Regions from separate parts of the Mus musculus genome. Here all the other regions are linked to region 1. The links are chromatin loops, found by intact Hi-C in ENCODE. Cell type or tissue: left cerebral cortex. All regions are shown on one strand.

What was found. Peaks named below come from ENCODE experiments on the same cell type or tissue, not always from the same donor. Only the 100,000 strongest peaks of a DNase experiment are listed, where the experiment ranks them.
Region 2: a loop joins it to region 1, with 8 times the contacts of the local background. A loop is called at or near these places in 7 of 42 quality-filtered maps.
Region 3: it touches region 1 in a loop (8-fold over the local background); 9 of 42 quality-filtered maps call a loop at or near these places.

The regions. Positions count from the first base shown.
Region 1 is chr10:73,099,826-73,107,825 of GRCm38, forward strand. It overlaps a transcript of Pcdh15 not described here. Among named protein-coding and RNA genes, the nearest start is that of A330049N07Rik, 17 kb to the left of the region's middle. In left cerebral cortex, CTCF peaks have their summits at 4,048 (motif pointing right) and 6,268 (motif pointing right); DNase peaks (open chromatin) are centred at 72, 288, 796, 2,061 and 5 more places; H3K4me3 peaks cover 2,473 bases; H3K27ac peaks cover 1,108 bases.
Region 2 is chr10:74,199,908-74,207,907 of GRCm38, forward strand. The region is part of intron 6 of Pcdh15 (protocadherin 15); the gene reads left to right. Among named protein-coding and RNA genes, the nearest start is that of Gm40691, 67 kb to the left of the region's middle. In left cerebral cortex, a CTCF peak has its summit at 3,968 (motif pointing left); a DNase peak (open chromatin) is centred at 3,983.
Region 3 is chr10:74,459,935-74,467,934 of GRCm38, forward strand. Pcdh15 (protocadherin 15) reads left to right here. Exons shown (of 37, transcript NM_001142742.1): 23 at 6,348-6,464. Among named protein-coding and RNA genes, the nearest start is that of Gm40691, 330 kb to the left of the region's middle. In left cerebral cortex, CTCF peaks have their summits at 4,258 (motif pointing left) and 4,457; a DNase peak (open chromatin) is centred at 4,192.

The sequences.
Region 1 (8,000 bases):
TGCCGTTTGGATCGATCCTCCCCGCTCGGTGTCCCCAGGCCTGCCGGGAAGCGAATCGCCCGGCGCGCGGGTGAGAGGCGCGGCAGGAGCGGCGTGGTAGCGGGCGAGCACCAGGAAGGAGCTGCGGCCGGGGACTCCCCGGGTGACCCTTTGCGGCGCGACCAAGCTCGGTGAGCGCAGGAAGAAGAGCTAGCTACGTGGTTTGGGGACGAGGGTGCCCGCACAGTGGATGTTAATCGCCTTGCTGATTGCCTCTCAATTGGGAACTAGTGGAGAGTGCAGCGCGGGGCAGGCGCGCTCTGCGGGACCCGGGCTAGCAGGCAGGGGTCAGTGCAGCTGTGGCTGCAGAGGCTCTGAGGGAGGACGCCGCGGTGCTCGCTGGAGCCTGAAGGTAGGCAAGGGGGTGGGATCCTGACTCTCAGGCCCAGCTCAGAATTCAAAAGCGTGTCTGGTTTCCTGCAACCAGCTTCTCTCCCTCTTCTCTTTGCTCACCTCTCCTCTTGGAGACTCTGGGGACCCAGGACCCCGCAGGGACCGCGACCTCCACCTCCCACCAGAATGCCTAGTGCTAAATCCTTCAGTGGCCCTGAGCTGGGGGGGGGGGGGGGGCTCTTCAGCTTCCGGGAGAAGTTGATACCTTGAGATTTGGATGATGTCTAACTTGATTTGATGTAGTTTATTAAAGGATGTGTTTCCCGTGGGCAAGAATTATGGGAAATAAATGTCCCTGTCATATACAACGGCTACCACAGCTCAGCATCCTCCCTTCTCCCCCAAAAGTTTCCTAGTAGCAAGTTTTCTTAATGTCCAAATGAAGCCAATGGGGGCTGAAGGCTTCCATGCTTGTAGGCAGAAGGAAGATGCAGCTTTTCAGAAGGGTAGAATAAAGGACATAGTGTGTTTATACTCTCTCTCTCTCTCTCTCTCTTTGACTCTCTCTCTCTGACTCTCTCTCTCTCTCTCAGACACACACGCACACACTTCAACGTGCAGAGGACAGACATGATGATAACCTCGGTTGTTTCCTGACTTGTATAAAGTTTTATTTTATTAAATTAAAAACAAAAATCAGAACCCTCTCAGTCAAGTAACTAAGTGTGTGGTAAAATCAGACTACATATCTCTGACTGCAGTTTAGACATGGTAGAAGTTCCTGCAGAGTGCATAAGCCAGTTGGACTCTTGGAATAGCAGCTAAAAATATGAGTGGCCCCCAAATGATCCAAAGGACTGCTATACTTTAACAAATGACATTCTTTACAGTGTGTGTGTGTGGGGGGGGGAGCAAATATAAAGTCTTTGTTTAAAAAAAAATTACCCAGGTGGAGAGACCGGATGGAATGATAGAGTTAACTTGAAGAGGATGGCTTTTGGAAAACCAGGGTTTGGTGCTTTTGAAACTACAGATGGTAATCACTGAAATAAATGAACCGGTTAGTATTCCAGGCTTGCCGTGGTTGGCTCCACGGAGAGACGGCTGTTACAATTCATTTCCAATGTCATTTGTGGTAATAGAATAATGTTGCACGAGTTTATCCAACTTCCTCATGTATGTGTTGTCAATTCCAAGATGTCCTGTAAGGCAGAGGCAGGAAGTCCAAGATCTGGCTTTTCAACCTTTCGGCCCCCCTCCTCCCTCTAAGTATCCTTCCCTGGTCTGTTCGTTCTCTCTCTCTCTCTCTCTCTCTCTCTCTCTCTCTCTCTCTCTCTCTCTCTTTCTCCTGCTCCCCCCCGACCGACCCCACTCCTGTGCGTTCTCTCTCTCTCTCTCTCTCTCTCTCTCTCTCTCTCTCTCTCTCTCTCTCTCTCTTCTCTCAACACAACACCCATTCCTTTTGCTTTTCTCCCATGACTCACAAACCGCAGTCAGTTTCCAAACCCCTGGCCTTCTGCTCCTGGGCTCTTCCTCACAGGGCAATTCAGAGTTAGGGGGTTCCCTAAGGAAGTTACGGAGACTGCAATAGTGGAGTCCCCTGTGAATAAGGAGTAAAGGAGTCAGCTGCGTCCTACGGAAGGGGCAGGCGGGATTCCACAGAGGTAGGAAGAGTAGAATTTAGCGGAAGTCAGGAAGTCATGCTAAGTTAGAAACATGAACTGTATACTAAGGGTGAGTTGGGCTGCCGTAAAGAGAAGGAAATTGAAGCACGATTTGAAACGGTGGATGTGTGAGCATTGTGTGTGTGTGTGTGTTTCTGTGTGTGCACGTGCACATACGCACCCGTGTTCCTACCTATGTGCAAGCACACACAAGCACTGCATAGCATGAGTTATCTTCATCAGGAGTCAGCTTTATGTGAGATCTCTTGGAGAGACATCTCTATCTCCGAGGGCAGATCTTCACTTCAGAAGCGAGTTGAGCCTCCCAAGAAAACAACTTCTCCTTTGCAGTAATCCCTTTCCAAATCAATGGTTTGTCCTCAGGAATCAATTCCTCAAGTGGAGTGCTTATTTCCTTAAATGTTTATTCCTGAGGTTGACTGAGAACTGGACACTAACATGGAGGTTCAGGACTTTCTGTTTCACTGGCTTTGGTTTAGCATCTTGGGTGACACCAGTGTCCTAACTCAAGAAACGGCCTGTGATCACTGCAGGCTTAGTGTCTCTGGATGTGTTTTCCATGAGGGAAGGTCGGCTGGTGTGTTCCTAGCACACTCTTACCTTCCCGAGTCTACCTTGCCTTCTCTCACCCCATGCCATGGAGTCTTCTGTGGGGGATGATTATCCTCCGGTGCTAATTTATCATCATGTTTAACAACTTTCAGTTTATGCCTTTATTTTTATTTTTTACAACATCAGTGTATGGATGAGTCTGGGTAGATGGTAACTTAAGCTACATATGGATGATGATAACGCTACCAATGTATTGAGAAGTCCGATGAGATGATAATTTGATCAATGTATTGATGAAAATGATTATGTAATAACTGGAAGCAAGGATTGTGAATTACTTTTTATTGAGTAAGAACATCTTTTAAAATTCCTTTAACATTGATTATTTTTATATTTTCTTAATAGTGAAAAATAGTTTCATGGCCATATCCAAACAAAGTATATATTTAAAATCCCAGAAAACAGGTTTTTTTTTTCTAGGAATGTTGCTTCCATTTATAATAAAGCTTTAGGAGGGCACGGCCGAAGTAAGGAGAATGCTTTAAAGATAACTGGACATGCTGGTGTTTCTGTGGTCTGTTTGACATTTTCATGAAACTCCTCAGACCTTCCCCTCTCCTCCCAAAGGAGACTGCCACTGTGTGCCCTGGTGTTCTATCTGTGTGCTGTGCATTGGCTGAGTGATGTCAAAGCTAGTCATCACGGGCTGCCTTCTTAAGGAACACTCCTTTTGTGGAATACATATTTTGTCAACTACAGGCATTTGTAGAGTTCTACCACTGAAGATGTTATACAAGAGCAACAAGACAGCAGAACATGTGAAAACAAGAATAGTACTTGGGCATGTGTGTGCACTTGCATGTGAGCATGCACACGTCCATGTATGTATGTATGCATGCATGTACGTATGCCCCTTTGCTCAAATGGCTTTTCCCAGAGTGTCATATGCTCTACCTGAGGCTTGGTTGCCTGCTCTTGAATCTATGTGCATCTTGATTTTACTTTTTGGAAGTAGCTGTTGCGCTCTCATGAAACGGTATCTTTTCAGAGTCACTCGGATTGTAAGCTTACTTTTGAGCTTTGTGTTTCTGTTCTGTTGAACCTCCAGAGACCGCTTTAGATATGTGTGTAGGTGGTGCTCGAAGAAACTCTAGGAAGCTGGAAGTCTGTCAAGGAAATTACGGAGGGAATTAACATCATCCTAGCAAGGCAGAAAGAAAGAACTGCCTTTTCTTCCTCTGAACCGCATCGCTGGTGTGAGAAGTGATAAGACGATTGGATCCTAGTGCCCAGCCGCCAGCACTCCTGCCTTAGTAAAGTGGCTTAAGTAGAGAGGCAGCTCTGATGACCAAGTGGGTCCCCTTCCATGTATATAATATGAAAGAGCTTGTGTTTGGGGTATCCAGAAGCTCCTTCCACCTCCACCCATGGGGTGAGAGAGAACTGCCACATGGTGGCGCTATTGTGATGCCTACGCTTCTGAAAATATCCGTTCTGAAACATCTTAAACTGAATTTATGGCAATGGTGACATGGGAGTTTTCTCTAAGAATGAAAGATTATTGTTATATATAACTTCCAACTAATAGATATTGGGTAGGGCATCTCATTGTCTCCTGTTGACAATGCTTTTCTTTTTCTTAAACTTCATCTGTGAGAAGATGAAATCTGGATTTTTTTTAAATCAGTTCAGTCTCGTTAGCAGATGGAATTTTTCTTTTGATACGAATTATCATATTTATGTGTGTATGTGTGTGATGTGTGTGATAGAGAGTGAATATCACTTGCCTGAGGTTAAAAATAGTAGTTAAAGCTACAGCTACTTTGAAGCTGTAGTAACAGATGGCTATGAGATACCCAAAGTGGGTGCTGGGAACTGAACTCAGGTCCTCTGCAAGAGCAGCAAGGGTTTCCAACCACTGAACGGTCTTTCTAGCCTCAGGGGATTTCTTAACACGACTTTGAATCTATAAGGAATGCCCGTTCCAGTTCTCAATCGATTATAATGTCGTATGTGCTGTCCTTTCTCTTTTAGGTTCTTACAACTAAAACGACCCCTCAAACATGCCCCTCCGTGTTTACATTGGGCTCATACATGCTACCTCAAAACTGTATGTATCCACTTAAAATAATACGATAGCACATCCATGAACAGGATTGCTTTGCACTTTTAAAGATATCAACTAGAAAAAAAAAAGGATAAATCTTAGCATGCGTCTGTTTTGAGGTGTTCAGTTGCTCAGTAAGAACAATGAGCAGTTTATCACCACCAGCGAGTCACTTGCACATTCCAGCAGCTGTTGAGACTGTTGGATGTTTGTGGATTTCACAGCCCATCCCTAGAAGGCTTGAGCTCATCTGAAGCCTTTGGGCTAAAATAGGAAATGAGAACACTCGTGAAAACCCAGATTTGAGCAAGAGGAGTAGAATATTGCCAATGGTTATATTCAGAGAACTGAAGACCATGGTGGTGGGTTGCCTTTCAATCTCTCTTTATTTTCCTACAGACTGCTTGGGTCTAGAGGGGTCAGACTAGAAGAAATCACTGTAGCAAGGCTTGAGACCACCGTGCATCAGGAGACAGGGTGTCAGGGTTGACTCTATTTTCTTTGAGAGAAGCGAAGGGCATTTGCCTTGTATTTTCTTGAACTTCATTTGCCTGTTGGGGGGGTGCTTTATGTATTGCTAACTGGAAACCTGATTGTAGGTGAAAAGCAACTTTCCCCATTACAACCAGTAGCTATAAAACTTAGAACTAAAATATATTTTTCTTCTAAGAGGTACTTCTCCCTGACCACCTTAGCAAAATGCCTGGAATTGGTCAATTGTATAAATAAAATGATGGCTTGTGGGTTGTGTGTGTGTGTGTGTGTGTGTGTGTGTGTGTTTTCTCTTTTAAAATGTTTTTTATGTAAATAGAATTACACAATTCCCTCTCCCTTTCCTGTCCGGATCCTCCCAGCTACACTCTCCGCAGAACCCTCCCAGGCCCCCACTGCTCCCAGATTGATAACCTCTTTATTTCTCCTCACTGCTACAAAGTAAGAGGCTTTTGTTCAAGATTCCATAGATTTTTTTTCTTATATTGTGAAGCCATCTAATCTGAGGCTATATTTTTACAATCAAACATATCATATTTTCTTCTTCTATGAACAAACTTGCTAAAAATCCAAATAGTAATGTTTGGAAGAAGGTGCGCAACTCTGTCAGGCATGGAGTTTTATACTGTATTAAATGTGGTGTGTGCTAAACTCCACGAGTTAGGCGTGGCATAGCGGTAACATCTGGGGATCACAAGTCCATCACTAACATCACACTTCCAAAAATTCAGGTTATAATTGATTTTAAAAAACGAAAATGAGGGATCTGTGTTACCCTCGAGGATATGTGCACATTTTTCACTGAAAACAACCGTGATGATCTTTATATTTAAATTGTAGCAGTTTTGTAGCTAGAGCAAATATTAAATGTGGCCACTGGGTTTAATACCATTCTTCATGTGGAAATGTGTGCTTTTTTATGCATAGTGAAGGGTCTGAGGTATGTCTCAAAATATTTTAATTTACAAACAAGTATTGCTTCATAAGGATTTATTTTTAACTTGGTTTGTGTGTCTGTGTGGGCCTATGTGAATGTGAGTGCAGTGCTTACAGGCGCCACAAGAGGGCAGTGGTTCCCTTGGAGCTGGTGTTACTGGTGGCTTGAGTTGGAACAGGAAACTAAACTCAACTGTTCCCTTAGAATAGTGAGCGCTCTTAAATGCTAAGCTATCATTCTGGCTCTGGCATACTTTATTTTTATATTTATAAAATATTGCAGGCCTAGCTCTCAAAGATAGATCACACACAAACAATATATATGTATTATAAGATATATATGTATCGTATATTACATGATATATGTACGCATGTATCCACCATCCGGAGACATTTTTATCTCCCCAGCTATAAGAATCAAAAGTTAAGTATTATTTATAATCTTTGCCCAAAGTTTTCTTGTTAGGAAGATTTCCATCAAGAAGTCAGACACTCTCTCTGACTGCCATGTTGGAAAGGCTCACGGTGGGATTTCAAATAAACGGCACCATTTATAATATTATGAGTTTGCATCAATTTTACCCAACTCAGCTCTACCAGGATATGATAGCATTTTGCCCGCAGGAATGTTCAATTCTGAAAACGTTTTCTCTGGCATTATCTTTAAAAAAACAAAAAACAAAAAACGTTTCACCTTGCGAACTTAGGCTTTCAGTGCTTGGAGGTGTCACGTGCTTCTCACTAATGGCAGAGATCCCTATTTTCACCATGGAAGTCAGCAACAAGGTGGGTTTGAGACCTTGCTCCTGCGTCTCGGTGCCTGGTTGCAGGGTGTCATCTCTGAAGAGGTGATGTAATAAAATATGGAAGGCAGACAGAGTGCCTGTTGAGGCCCGCGGTTGTGTTTTGAACACGGACACATTTATTTTGAACGGAAACCCACACTCCACTGAGCTCCTTTCTGCTCTGTGAATTCAAAAATCCTTTCCAGTTTGTCACCAGGGCAGGCATTTCTCTCTTCTTGCGCATTCCTCAGACCAACCGGGCTGCCACAGGGCTCAGTCCTTCCCGGTACAGCCGTCCATAGATATGAGTTAAGGGTACAGGAGTTAAGGGTACAGGGCCAGTAGTTAGGCTAACTGACTCCAAGGCTGTTCTGAAATTTATCTTAGACCTGCTTTCTTCCTGTGTCTACCTTAGGAATGCCTTAAGCCTTCTGGAAAAGAATTCAAGTTATGTGTGTATGTTTGTGTTTTAACAGAGAGTTTCACTGAACGTTTTGAATAGCTGTTTTGGAAGGAGATCAGGAGGAAAAAAATATGAAATGCATATGAACTGTTGACAGTTGAATGTACCATACAGGGGTCCATATACATTAACACATATTTAAATAAAAATACAGAGGACCATATAGGGATATTCCAGCTTTGACAGATCGCAAAACACTGCATCAAACACACCTGCTTTAAACCCCAGGAGCAGGCAACAGAAAAACAAAATCTCCTGGTTGAATTTTCCCAACTGAATGTCTACTTCAATTAAAATTGGAAGAGACACATTAGTGAATGGAGGGCACTTTTAGGTTGTACATTGTTTCTGTGGCCTTGAATGGCTACAATAAGTACAATAAATACTGAAATGAATAAAATCATCTCGGCCTTCTTTGGGAAATGTATTTGCTTTACATCATTACGCTTGTTGAACATTATCTGAAATGAAACCTCAGCCATTAGAAATCATTGTGTTTCTTTCGTGAGGGCCGCATTCTATTCTGATCTCATTAGAATTGTATTTACAGGAGTCACGTGTCTACCCTCATTTGTTTCTCAGAACAAAACCCGAAGTCCTTCAGGCTT
Region 2 (8,000 bases), 1.1 Mb after region 1:
CTCCCCTTCCCTCCCTCTCCCTCTCCCTCTCTACCCCTTCCTCTCCCTCTACCCCTCTCCCCTCCACCTCCCCTTCCCTCCCACTCACTCTCCCCTCCCCTCCCTCCCTCCCTCTCTCTCTCTCTCTCTCTCTCTCTCTCTCTCTCTCTCTCTCTCTCTCTCTCTCTCTCTCTCACACACACACACACTTTCAAAGATAGCTTGTTCTGTTTAATGACAACTAGTTCTGGTTTTGTTGTATATGAGATTCATAAAATTAAGTTATAAAACTTTATTGTTTAGAGAAGTATAATTTTAATTAGATATTTTATTTGATTTCATACCAAATGTCTCCCACCCGAGATTTGCCCTCCCAGAGTTCTCCACCCTATTCTCCTTCCCTCTGAGATGGTACCCTCAGGCATCCCCCTTCCCTGAAGCATTAAGTCTTTCCCACTGAAGCCAGACAGAGCAATTCTCTGCTATGTATGTCTCCATGGATGTCAGATCATCTCATGTATACTCTTTGGTTGGTGACTTCGTTTCTGGGAGCTTCCAGGGATCCAGGTTATTTAACACTGTTGGTTTTCTTACAGGGTTATCTTCAGCGATTAGAAAAGCATCATTTTCTGATAATATGGTAGTATTATCTTAGCCTCCATTCTGATGGAAATATCATAGAAATGCTTCAGTATCATACTTTTATAAGAACAATTTTTCCATAAATGTGATTTTTCAGAAGTTATAAAGTCTGTATGCATCCCTATCCAGTAGTAACTTCTTAAATCCATATGGTTCACTCTACAAAATCAGAAATGAAAAGAGGGACACACAGCAAACACCTTGGAAACACAGAGAATTCTAAGGACCTACTTTAAAAGACTGCACTCTACAAAATTAGAAAAGATAAAAGAAATGGATAGTTTCCTCAATAGGTTCCACTTATCAAAGTTAAATCAAGATCAAATAAAAACTTTGAATAGACTTCTAACCCACAGAAAAGAATTTAAAAAATGGGCCCAGTATTATTAACTTGAAACTAATTATTTATGTATCCTTAGTTTACTTAAACCCAGAATCCTCAGAATCCCCATTGATGACCCTCCTCACTTTTAATCGCTCTGTTTCTTCTTTCATACTGAGACTAGAGGAACTTTTGCTTCCTTTTGATGATCTTGAGAAAGATTGGTCAGACAACCATCCAATCCAATAGATAAAGGTGATATAGATGTTTACAATATTGAAAATACATAGCAATAAATGTTTATTATATATATTCTGTAGCTGAATATATATCACATGGTAATGTCTAACATTTATAACCATTTGTCAAATGTTTCATAAATATATGCGTATATTTATATTAGTAAAGAGTAAGCTGAACATATGAAGCCCATGAAGCTCCTAACATATCAGTGTATATTTCCTGAAATATACAGCCTGCACATATGTTATTTGTACAGGAAATTACACTAGCTCCAGTCTATCTGTTTGTCGCAAGCTCAGTGACAGAGTAAACGAGTGCTTCCTCTCTCCCATTCTTTTATTCATGGCATCTGTGGCTTGGGAGAGGCCCATCACACTGAGCAGCATAATTGATACTCATTATTGCTCTACTGTTCCAATGATAAACTCACACAGAAAAACTTCGCATACATATGCAGAATAATATTTAGCCAAATATGTGCTCTCCCTGTAGCCATGAGAGTATATAAAAAAGAAAAATCAGTCCTGAAAAATGAACCAAATCTATGCTATACAAATGCAAGAGATTAATCATAACACTGAGGATTTGTTGATTAGATGGCAGGCATCCCTAACTCGCAAGAGTAACAATAAAATGTGCAGCATATTGCCTCCTGCTGAGCAGATTTCCTTGATATTAATTGTCATGAGATGTCTGTCTAATGCCATGGTTCAGACAAACTATATTGATAACTGGAAAGCAGTTGTGTGTTAGTCTGACAGCCTGACATAAACTCTTGTTTGGCTAGATAATGTTGCCTTGTTGATGATGCTCATCTCTTAGCAAAGACACAGTACCCTCTATGTTTGATAACATCTTGTCATTAAGGTACAGGACAACTCAGATCTTTCCAGTATGGGAAACACATAAAGAAATGGGAGAGGCATGGTTGCAGAAGCAGGAGATTGTCTAGTCCTCATATTGAGTCTCTGGGGAAGAGGGAGAAGCCTTAAAGCCAGACCCAGTGACCCACATCCTCCCTAGAGGGTCCACCTTCTAAATGTCCCACAGTGTTACCAAACAGCACCACTAGCCAAGACCAACATGTATGGGGAAATTTTTCACATTTAAACCACAATTCAATTGTTACCTATTAATTGCAAGATGAAACACATATTACTTACATATATTTGCATATAATGTATACTTATTCCAAGATACTGCTAATCTTATTATATCATAAAAATTGTATTGTAAAGAAAATATAGCAAATGAAAAAGGCTTGTTGCAATACACTTAGCAGTAATGCCACTGGGTAAGGCTGTCTTGCTCAGTTTTATGTTTCTTTACCAGTTTCAGTAATCCAAAGATGTTTTGTTTTAATAGAATGTTCTTACATATAATCCCCACCGTGACATCAATTTAAAAGCATATGTTGCGCTGGGCTCCTATTCCTTGGAACCATTTCTGTGTGTTGGGAGTTTCGCAGTGGCATTTTTATTAAGTTGATATTATTGATTTTTTCCTTTTGCTTTTTGCATTTGTTTTATTGCAAGTGGACACTTCCAGCATGCTGTGCCTTTGTGACTAAAAAGGATATTGGTATCAAAATTGTTTTTTGCAGTCTCTGTTGTAATATGCTGAAGCAAGGCAGCAGTTTTGAAAAGTTCTTTAAAGTCACTGTGTTCGTACCACGGTTTGCTTGCAGAAACAAAACCAACTGGAATGACATATTTTAAGAGGCACCATGAAAGAAAATTCTAACACCAGTACTATATGGGATTATAGAATCTCAGAAGCCACTGAGACACCCATTCTGGTGAAAACTTCGCATACATTTGATTTTTAATATTTTCATCTTAATGTTAGGAAACTAGGAAAAAAGTTGAATTGAAATGAACAGAAAGGGAGAGATATATTAAGAAAAACAATCTTCACTCCAGTTATGTGTTACCTGTTCAAGTTCTTACTAAGTTCTTCTTGTGGACAAGGATCAGTAACAGTTATCCAGCCTCAGCAGTCAACAGAAAGACCTGTTTTATCATATCCCTCCTCTAGAGAAGTCACTTTGAAGCAAAGCCTAAACTTGGTTTTATTTCATAGGTAGGTCATCGTTCTGATATTTGTACTGACACTAAAAGATCAAGGCTTTGTACTAAAGCATACATTTGAAATATAGCATAAATATCATAAATGAGTGAATTGTGTTATTTACTTCCATGATATTTCTAAAGTCAAGTCCTAAAGGTTATCAATACATCGGTGGGGCTAAATCTCTCAAGCCATCCCCTCTGTAGGATGGAGGAACTGAACACTCTCACATATGGTAGTCTAGCTTATTCCCCCTTATTAGTTTTGATAGTATGAACTGAGTTATACATTGCACATTCCTTTTAGGTCAGAGCTTCCTGTTTCAGCGTTATGCTTTTGGTCTGCATCGATCCTATAGTCATGTGATGTGCAGTAGTATGAAGGTAATTCACCTTAAACTTGACTGCTGTACTGAGGATGAAGAGGAGTATTTGTGTTCTCAGCAATTATTCTACCATAGTGCTTATCTACATCTCACGACCATTGACAGTTGTTCAGCTATTTTCTTTTAAAACTTATCTACTATGTTATTATATGTAGCATGAGGGTACATATGTGCATATTCTTGTTTATTAAGTGCTAAATAATTTTAAGTGGAAAATCCAAGTCACAGTATATGCATGACTCTCTTCCAAGGAAATATTTTCATAGTGATTATGAAAATTAGTTTCTACTGCAGAACAACAGCATTCACTGTGCTCCACCTCCTGGACAAACTTGGTATTTTTATGACTTCTCATTTGGGCCCAAGCTGGTAAATGTGTAGACTTGATTTAATGACATTTTCATAAATATTTCCTGTTGCTACTTGAAAATAAGAGGTTTTAAGGACTACCATCACAGTTTTGATAACCATCCAATCCAAGGGTCTGCCATTCTCTATTGAGTTATGAATATTTTTATATATCCTGGGCACAAATTCTTTGTTGAATACATGTAACTCTGACTGTCTCCACCAATTTGTGAGTTGGCTTTTCACGAGGTGTTATTTTAAAACTGTTCCAATGTTATTTTTGTGACTTGTATGTCATTTTTCCCATTGAGTAAGTCATTAGTGATTACCATGTTGTGGGAATGGTATTTTATATTTCTCTTAGAATCTTATAACATACATTTTAGTGTATAATCTATTAAAATTTATTTTTAATATTTACTAGGAAGAATGACTATATATTGATTTTTTCTATGAGAATTTATGATGGACCCAGCACTTTTTGCATAATTTAATTAGATTCTCATTACTCTGACATACTCTATTACGGGTCATCTCTGTGAGGCTGTTTCTTCTATATTTTACTCTGAAGTAAGTGGACACTGAAGTAAATGTCTCCAAATGAAATCTTGAATTCTTCAAGAGTCTGTCTGCCTTACTTCTGACTTAGCTCCTTGTCTTCTAATTCTGACCCTATGAACTTTCATTCAAGGTTTTGTTTGTTTGTTTGTTTTTAATCAGGCTCTGAATTTCCTTATCTGACATAGATTGGGAAAGAAATGATACCATACCTTATGGAATCAACAAATGTATTTATGTGTTGTTTAACAAGCAATTGAAGTATAGATCCAAACAATCCCTTCTAAACCTCAATCCAACTTTAACATTTGTAGGAAGAATGTTGAGTTTCAAAGGATCTATGTGAAAAGCCAGGGTTCCATCTTTCCAAGTTTTACATCTAAACCTTTGGTTTGTGTTTTGTAGAGGAAGTATTTGTTTTTCCTCTTCTGAAGAAACACACACACATATACACACACACATACACACACACACACACACAGAGGAAGAGACACATACACATGCAAATACACTCTTTGATGTATGTGATGTATGTCATAATGTTTCCCCATTCATTTCTGGTAATTAGGTCCCACCTTTTTTTTTTTTTTTTTTGGTTAGTTGGGTGGAGGGTCTGTCAATCTTGCTCATCTTCTCCAAGAACCAGTTCTTAGTCTTGTTGGTTTTCTTTGTTTCAATTTCATGAATTAGGCCTGGAATTTTTTTGTTTCTTGCCATCTGATGGGCTTTGGTTTGATTCCTTTTTGTTTCTCAAATTCCTGTGCTGCAACATTGAGTCATTTATTTGTGCTCTGTCTGATTTTTTTAGTGTAGAAATTTAGAGCTATAAATTTTCCTCTTAAAACTACTGCTAACATATTACAGGGGTATAATTATTACTGTGGTTGCATGTTCAGTCCCATTTAGTTTCAGGAATGTTTTTATTTCTTTCTTGATTTCTTCTCTGATTTAGTAACATGATGTTTCTCCTCTACACATACTTAAGGGGCTTTTGCATGGTATTGATTTTTTTTAAGTTTTATTGTAGAATGTTTGGGCAGTACATATAGAAATATTTCTGGTTTTCTCTATTTTCTATGTGTGTTTTCTGTCTCAGGGTTTGGTCTATTTTAGAGAAACGACCATGTGCTGCTAAGTAGATTGTGTATTCTTTGGTGTTAGCTAGGGTGTTCTGTAGCTATATGTTAGGTACATTTGATATAAGATGCCATTGAATTCTGAGGTTTCTCTGTATGTTTTGTCCACGTGACATATCTCTTTGAGAAAGCAGCCCATTGAAACCAGCAAGTGTTGTTGAGTGTCTGTTAATCTGTGTCTTTAATTCCATTACTATGCTTCTTAGGAGATCGGATACACTTCTGAACATTTGTGTTATTTCTGCAATTTGACCCGAGCTCAAGAACTTCTTTTGGGACAGGTGTATTTCTAATGTACTAATTTGGATTTTCTTAGATTAACTCAGTGCATGAGATGAGGAATCTAAACTACACTATATGAAGCTAGTGCATGAGCTGTTTAGCTGCTCCAGGAAAAGATGGCTTCCACTCCAGGGGTCCAGAGCTATGTCTGTGGGTGCAGAGACAAAAGAGGCAAAGAGAGGGGTGGGAGAGGAAACAAGTGTCTCTCATCAGTCAACTACAGCTCAATGACCACTGATCTGGAACCTGTTGTGTGTGGAGATGATCACAGATGGGGCAACATGGAAGAGGATAGAGGACAATGGGAAAGGGAGAATTAGACTGAGAAGGCAGAGCAGACTCAAGAACAAGGATGATTCAGGGGGTCCTTGTCTGGAACTGGGCTTCTGAGTTTGCAGATCAAGGTGGGATGGAGGAGCAGGGGTGCCAGAAGGAAGAAGTGACTTACCAGGCAAATGATGCCCAAATGAAGAGGGTCTGGAATTAGGCTCCTGTCTTCACAGATGGTGGTGGGCTGGGGGAGGGACAGGGGAGGGAAGGTACTACTTACTCAGGAAAGGTGACTTATGCATACAGAGGACTGTGCAGCCTCATACTCTGCTGTCTTATACATGCTCTCATTCTACATGCAATTGTCTTTACAGTTCACTGACCATGACTTTTTTTTCACACTTTATGATGATTTGTTGATGGTTTTGTTGTTTAAAATGTCCATAAAGTGTTGTGATCATACGCCTCCCAGCATCCCCCATCAAAATAAGACAGAACGGGGCTCATCGAGAAAATATGGATGTCACATCTGCTTCATCCAGGCATAGCTTGTGTTGCTACCATGTTAGCAAATCAAAGCTCCACATTAAATTTCTTTGTAGAGAAGCACATAAGAAAGATTTTATATTGGCTAGCTGAATGGAAATGTGTGAGCAGAGGCTTACAGCCTGCTCCTATATTCCTTGGGGGATTCAAAGTTGTTGTTCATTAATTCAGCATTCATGGAAATTTTATGCAACCTAAGAACCACATATAGAAATACAACTTTACGAAAATATAAATCAAACAGCAAACACAATTATTCTCTGGGGGAAATCAAGGGAGATAAGTGAAGGCAAATATTCTCTTTGAGACTCTTGTTAAAAATCAATTTAGGCTGGTAAAAGGAGATCACACACATCACATAATAAATAGAATAAGTAATATTGTATTTATTCTTAGTGCTTCTTACTGTTCATTAAATAAGGTGATGACTTAATGTATTAGTCAGAGTTCTCCCAAGTCACAGAACTTATGAAATGTATCTATGTATTGAGGGAATATATTGTGATGACTTACAGTCTGTAATCCAACTAATCCAACAACAGTTAGCTGTGAATGGGAAGTCCAAGAGTCTGGTAGTTGCTCAGTTCCACAAGGGTAGTTTTTTCAGCTGGTCTTCTGTAGAAGTAGGTTACAACAGATGTGCTGGCAAATAAATATAAGCAGGGCAAGAAGAGTAAATCTTCTTTCTTCCAATGTCCTTATGTAGGCTCCAGCAGAAGGTGTGGCCCAGATTAAAGGTATGTACCACCACTCCTGGATCTGAGACTTGCTTTATCCCAGGCTGACCTTGAACTCAGAGATCTACTTGTCTCAGTCTCCTGGGATTAAAGTCCTATAATACCTTGCCTTTGGCTAAGCTTTTCATAGCCACTATACCTCAAGATCTCCATGTCAAGGTCCAGGTCAGAAGCCTGTGTCTTCTAGCCTCAAGATCTTGATCACAGGTGTACCCTCTATTTCTGGATTGTATTTCATTTCAGATATAGTCAAGTTGACCACCAGGATTAGCCGTTACACTTAATATTTCAGAAAAAAATAACTTTACAAGTCAAAACAAAGTCTTTCATCACCTCAACCAGAGAAACAATGGTATTTTAATTAAATAAATATGTATTAACCAAATTATACCTATTGAGTCACTCCTGCCTTTACGTACATGAAACTACTACATAGCATTTCAACCAGCCTAAACTTGTCTGTCTCTTGAGGCATTTATTAT
Region 3 (8,000 bases), 1.4 Mb after region 1:
CAACCCTATAGGTGGAACAACATTATGAACTAACCAGTACCCCGGAGCTCTTGACTCTAGCTGCATATGTTTCAAAAGATGGCCTAGCTGGCCATCACTGCAAAGAGAGGCCCATTGGACTTGCAAACTTTATATGCCCCAGTACAGGGGAACGCCAGGGCCAAAAAGTGGGAGTGGGTGGGTAAGGGATTGGGGGGGTATGGGGGACTTTTGGGATAGCACTGGAAATGTAAATGAGTAAAATACCTAATAATAAAAAGAGAGAGAGAGAGCGAGGAGGGGCCAAGCAGCTCCTTTTATGGGCTGGGCTACCTTGCTGTTGCCAGGTAACTGTGGGAAGGAGCATACCTGGCTTTTGTCAAGTAACTGTGGGGGTGGAGTCTAGCCAGAATGCCAGGAGCTCGGGGCTTTGTCTGTGTGACTGATACAGAATTATGGACGTGGGGGCTCTGTGGTGTCAGGCACCTGTCTCTGGGAACGTGGCTCACTATTCCGTCCCTTGTAGAGTTTCCTACTGTGTCTCTGGAGCAAGCCTTGCTCAACCAAAACAGGCTGCCTTTCACGGTCCCATAGTTTCTGTGGTCATAGCAACCTTCCAGCCAGGCACAGCTGCTGTCCCTGCCCCAAGGAGCTACCTAACATAACCTGTATGGTGCTTGTCATGTTTGGTATCTTATTATATCCTCAGAAAACTTGGATTGAACTCATTCAATTTTCCAAACAATAATAATTTACATCTTCAATATCTCAGATTTGCCTCTCAGGAATCTGTTAATAGTACACTTCTTCTCAGAGATAGTAATCACACACACACACATACACACACATACACACACACACCATATATACACAGACACACACACCATACACACACACACACACACACACACACCATATACACACACACATACTACATACATACATATATACACACCATAGACAAATAACATGTACACTTACACACACCACATACATACATACACACAGATCATACACACATACACATGCATCATAGACAAATACCACACACACATACACACAAAACAAACACACATATACCATCGACAAATAACACATGTACACAAACACACATCATAGACAAATACCACATATACACACACCACATACACATATATACACATATCATAGATCGATACCATACACACATATGCACATACAAACACATACACATACACACACATATATACACACATACACACAGATAAATATATACACACATAGACACACTCAACCCATAAACAAATAAAACTCTGGAAAACATGAGACTAAATAAAAGTTAATACATTTCTATACAGCAGAACTTCACATAGTATTAATATAGATTGTCTATTTCAGAGAAATGAAATGATATTTTTGATACCAATAAAGAATAGTTGGTCCTGTTTATAAAGCCTCTTCTGGGACTAATATTCCAAAAAATGATATTTGCGGAAACTGCCTTAGGTTTTAAAGAAAACAAATATTTGTATGGCTGAATATTGAATGGGTTGTTGTTTTAAATATAGATATAAATTCTACCTCTTTTCTGTCTTACCAGTAACAAAGACTGTCATAAAATTTTTAAAACTATGCAATGGTTAAAGCTCTGTAAGTTCTTGAGACAAATATGGAGGATTGTTTAAAATTACCTTCAGAAAATGGTATTTTAAATATTATATGAGATTTTTCTTTTCTTTTGTTCTTTGTTTCATTTTGTATTTTTTGTTTCTTTGGTTGTCTGTTTGGTTTTGTGTTTGGCTTCTTGGTTGGTTGGATTTCTTTTTTCTGAGACAGGATTTCTCTGTCTGTCTGGAGCTGGTTCCATCGATCAGGCTGGCCTCTAACTCACAGAGATCCTTGTGCCTCTGTCTCCTGAGTGCTGCGATTAAAAATGTGTGCCACCACATCCAGCTGTTTTGTTTTTAGTGAAAATTCAGTCTTCCCTAAAATATTCCAATGAATGTTGTGGTCGACTTTCAATACCCATATACATACATATATATACATATACACATACACACACGCATGCGTGCACACGTGTGTGTGTGTGTGTGTGTGTGTGTGTGTGTGTGTGTGTGTGTGTGTATTAAACCATGATAATGAATGTAAGCCTGTAGTATCTTGGTTGGAGTTTCAGTGTTCCTCAGAAGTTCTTTTGGCATATAGTGTGAGAATATTGAGAATCAGGGATCTTGTGGATTGGTTCCAAAGGACACCGACCTCATGAAGGGATTAATTTACTAACAGATTTTAGAAGAATAAAATAGGGAGTGTCTTTGTTTAAATTAAGGCCTCTCTTTTCCTTGTTTTCTGGCCACCATGATGTGCAAAGCTCTGGTCTGTAATGTTCTTCAAACTCAGAACTGTAACTCAAATCAATCCTCCTTCAGTTTTCTCAGATATTTTGTTGCAGCAAAAAGAGATTACAAACTCAGAAATTCTACGATCCCCTATTGAATCTAGGTGTCTTAGGCTTACTAGTGCAGTTATGAAGCATCATGACTAAAAGCAAGCTGGGGAGGAAAGGGTTTATTCAGCTTATCATTCTACCTCACAGTTGACCATCAAAGGAAGTCAAGACAGGAATTCAAACAGGGCAAGACTTGGAGACAGCCGCTGGTTCAGAGGCCATGGAGGAACACTGCTTATGGGCTTGCTCTGTCCACATGGCTGGATGCCTCGGCTTATCTTCCATATACACTGGAATCCTAAAGAAATAGGCATTAAAAACAGTGAAGAAATGAACTTGCTGGCTAGCGAGGGCAGAAAGAACCAGGCAAAAGACCAAAAGCTTCCCGATACACGCTTCCAGCAGAAGGTGTGGCGTTGATTAAAGCCATGTGTCTTCCAACCCCAAAGATCCAGATTAGAACGTAATCTACCTGCTTCAAATTGAGTGAAAACAAAAAACAAGAAAACCAAACAAACAATAAAACCTCTCACGGGTGTACCCTCCTGCTGCCTGTGCCCTGTGAGAAAAGCCAGCAAGCTCATCTGAACTGCTGCTGCAAGCTCCTTCAATACCCACAACCCGCTGGCCCCAAGAAAGCATCTCTTCCTAACATCAGTTCCAGATTGGCTGGCATCGTCTGTGCCTGTAATCCTTGGTCTCTCAGGCAGTCCTCAATTAGGTCCTCCAGCAGGAGATGCTTTTTATGGCTGTGTGTGCCCCTCCCCCCGCACCCCCCCCCCCCGTGTTTAAATAGAGGTAGCCCTGCCTTTCCTGTTACACCCTCCAACTTTGAATTCTAGCCAATTCCACATGTAGTCAAGTTGCCATGGCCAGCCATTGCACTTGACAACTAAGAGAGAATCTTCAGTGATGAGTTTAGTTTTCGAAAACTATGAAATTATCAAAGAATTTGACTTCTATTTAAGAATGTCCCCAACGTGAAGCAGGAAAACACGCCATTTGTGTAAAGGCATGCACGTCTTGACAGCACACTCAGGAGTACAGGGATGAGAGGAGTCAGGAAACATAAGCCAAGAAAGCAGCAAGAAACAGAAGACAGAAGACCGACCTACAGGAAACAAAGAGCGTAAGAGCTCCTGCATGGACCCTGGCGGCCAACTGTCCTTAACTGAGAGCAGCTGGAGGAGGGCAGGGTGGCCAGACAAGTCAGTGCCCGCAGCAGACAGAATTGTCAACAGCATAGAGGTAGAACCATCCACTGCTTCACACCACTGTAGCTCTCGGGGGGAGGGTCAGAAGCGGAGGAGATCTATATCCCAATTGGTTTATTTTTATAAAACACATCGTATTTGTCATCTCTTTATATTAAGTGTCCGTGTTCTTTTTTACTTTTATTTTTTAGTTTGTTATTCATCTATAAACTGGCCAGCAGTACAGATATACAACATCCTGGAATGATATTCAATATATTTGTCCCCTCAAATCTACCCTTTGGTCTGAACAAAAAATGGTTTGCGTGATTATTTTAGACTTTCATTTTGAAAATGAATACATAAGACTCATATTTTTCTTCCATCTAGCTAACAATAACTTGAGGTCACATCTTATTTGTAGGACGCATGGATTCAAATTACAAGCTTTACTGGTTAAAAAATAACACAGTGAGAGATGCCTGGTGTTGTTTTTGTTGAAAACCATGGCAACATTTGGAATGCTCTGTTGAAATACTAAAACTCATTTTTGTTCAGATCAACAAATATAACCACAGGAAGCAAACTATAATGAGTTTTAATGATAAAATTAACTATAGGGCAGAGGAAGAAATCTTTCCTTTTGCCAATACTGCCCTCTAGTGGTAGAGTTGAGCTTTTTTAATTTAACTGAATAATAGAACATTTGCACACCAGGAGAGTTTTTTTTTTTTTTTTTTTTTCTTTCCTTTTGATAGCCCCGCAGCATAAATATAATGAAGTATTGATTATGCGTGTTGGCATTGCATTCCAATAAACTGTGGTAGAATGATGGGCAATCTGCCACATATTTCACCCACAATAGAGATCATAAGCCTAACACATGTAGAGTAGGCCATGAAAAGAAATACTGCTACATTATAACAATATTGATTTATTCTTCATGCTGTCAATGGCAAGCAAAATAATGAGAAGGATAAGCAATCTCTTAATGGTCCTCTGTTATTATAACCTTTGGCGTGTGTATAATCAGTTTATGAGGATGGATATCAAAACACCCAGTGTGAATTCTCAAAGGTGAATCTGCCAATACCCACCTAGCAGAAAAGAAAAATGGGTCTCTTCTCTCCATACCACCAAGAACTGAATTAATGCAACTAGAAAAATACATCCTGCTACCTCACCACCAGAGAGTCGAATCTTCCAAAAATTCACATTTCCTTGGGCCAGAGGGGCAGGGATAAGCTACAAAACAAAAACAGATAAACAAACAAACCAACAAAAATCAGGAGCAAACTGAGTTTATCAACCTTTGGAAAGTCATGTAGTTAAATGTGTGATGCTTGATCAAACATTAAAGCAATCATTGTAGTAAACACCACTAAGTCAGAAAAACAAAGGACATGCAGTTCTCCCTAAGTGATAAGATGGTTAAGAAAAATCTTCGTCCACTCAGAGGAATTGATTTATTGTTTTTGGCCCTTACAAATAATTATATCAGTTCAGACAAGTCATCTTCTGGACCACCACTTTCATTTGCCAAATTATGGTTAGGAGAGTTTCCACAGGGATGTCTTTATCTGGAGTCAGATGGTATCCAATAGTATAGCATCCAGTGCTTAGTTATCATGGCTGTAACTTAGTATCTACTCAATTATCACGGCCATAACTTAGTATCTACTCAATGACTGGCAGTAAGCCTTTACCACCACAGTGAAATCAGATACATATAAATTGCTTTGAAATTTTCCCTTAAGTAAATTAACATTGCATTCTATCTGTAAGCATATGTAATTGTGAATACCATCACTGTAGTGTGCTTCGGGGAAGACTTCCTCCTCTTATTATTTTATATTCATTAAAATGAAAGTTGAAATAAAGGACATTTCACAGTTTGCTCTTGGAATCATATTAAGTATGTGGGATGTTCAAACCTGTTGTAAAGGACCCAGATATAGCTGTCTCTTGTGAGGCTACGAAGGGGCCTAGCAAACACAGAAGTGGATGCTCACAGTCAGCTATTGGATGGATTACAGGGCTCCCAATGGAGGAGTTAGAGAAAGTACCCAAGGAGCTAAAGGGGTCTGCAGCCCTATAGGTGGAACAACAATATAAACTAACCAGTACCCCCCCAGAGCTCATGTCTCTAGCTGCATATGTATCAGAAGATGGCCTAGTCGGCCATCAGTGGAAAGAGAGGCCCATTGGACTTGCAAACTTTATATGCCCCAGTACAGGGGAACGCCAGGGCCAAGAAGTGGGAGTGGGTGGGGAGGGGAGTGGGGGGGTATGGGGGACTTTTGGGGTATCATTAGAAATGTAAATGAGGAAAATACCTAATTTAAAAAATATAAAAAAAAAAAAAACACAGAGAAGTTTAAAAAGGAAGAAACAACAAAAGAAATAACAAAACATCTTTTTTCCTGTTTCCTGGACTGTATTTGGAGAGGATGGGGAATAGGATTTCTGTGTGTAGCACTTGCTGTCCTGGAATTCTCTCTGTAAGCCAGGCTAACCTGGAACTCAGAGTTCTGCCTGCCTCTGTCTCTCCAATGCTGGGATTAATATCACACACACTGATATAGACTCCTGACTTCTCTAGGGTGTCAGGTGGGAGATGAAAGGTTCTGGAAGGACAAAACCGGTCCTGGTAAATAGGTTGCATGACATGAAGAGCCAAATCGACCTAACTGGTTCCCTGGTCTCCTTTGGCCACAGCACTAAATCTCAATTCTACTTCACAGGACATGAATGACTACCCTCCAGTGTTTAGCAAACGCATCTACAAGGGGATGGTGGCTCCAGATGCAGTCAAGGGGACACCAATCACCACCGTTTATGCTGAAGATGCGGACCCACCTGTAAGTAGAGATGCTGGCCAATGCTGTGGGTTGAGATTAGAAAGTGCCCCGTTCCCGAGAAAGCAGCTAGATCTTGAAGACCCCTCTCCTCCTTTCCAGAGATCTTGCTTACTGACTACATGTCTACGATCTGCCAGTCATGTTTTATGTGACCACTGATGAAGGCAGACAGCAGAGTCTAAGGTTTTTAGTTAGATATTAAATGTTTACTATTTGCCAATTTATCCAGCATTAATGCTAAGCATATGCAGAACTGTTTGTACTTGGAATCATGAACCATCACACAGGATCCTTATTTAAGTTGAATTTTGTATGGGAAAGGTTTCATATTCATGCATTTCTGTTTTATTTATGCATGGCCTTTTTATAAGCAAATGCTAAGCCTACATACAACATATTTTTATAAACATAAATCTCACTGTCTCTTTCAGATGTATTTAGAAGATTTTTCATTAATTATGTTGAGCATTGACCTATTTCTAAACATCCCAAGTTGCCAATCAAGACAGAGCTTTCAACTAATACGTAATTATAACACAAATGAAAAAAATCTTAATGTTGTTAAATTATTACATTTGATACAAGTCAAAAAATAATAACACCAGTATAAAACACCCTGTATAAAACCTACAATTCTTTCCAATTTTTTAAATGTCTGAGCAGATTTATATTTTTACTTTGAGGGACTCATGCTAGTAATGGTTTCTAGAAAATGCAAATAAACATATTAAAGAAGCTATCATTGAGAAGTCTAAAAAGATTAAAGCCTTAAATCATGCCAGGGACTTAAAATTATTTCTTAGTGCTAATATGCATACTATTTCTAAAACAATTTTTACATTAAAAAAAATCAATGGCAGTCATCACATTTTTCAGTTCCAGCAGCTACAAGCTGTACGAAGCTTGCTTTGACGATAACCTCTGGGAAAATAAAGAATACGTTAGCTTTGGAAGCAGTGGTCTTTCCCTCAGGAGCTCCTTCCCAGGGTGTTAAAACACCTTTGTAACTGACTTATCCCAGCTTGGAAAATAAGCAAAAGTTCCTAGCTGTAAGCACATCAGTTGCAAGAAGTAGCTACTGCACACACCTCAGTATGATCCGTGAGCACACCAATAATAATGAACGCCCACTGCCCGCTGGCTTAATCACCTTCTGCTGTCAAGAAACTCACAGACGGTCAAGACAGAACTACAGAGAGGAATTGGAACTCAGGAGAAATGATAAATGAAGAGTTTAGGAGATCATTGAGTTTAAGAGTGGAATTGATGCGTGGCCTAATGGTTCTGTTGCTCTGTACAGGATGCTCAAAGTCTTAGGGCACTTGATCTTGGCACGTGTGACTTTGGTACCTGGTGATCTGATTGTTTCCATGAGGGTGATAAATTATTTCTTGGTCAATGGTCTACTCTATTAAGTTACCTTTCCTAGAAGAAGTCTCTGATTTAAACCATTAGAGTTGTTTTTAGAACTTTCCCAGGTCTGCATTTCTGTGGAAGAAACTTTAAGTTCACATCCTTAGTTCTTACTGATTATTA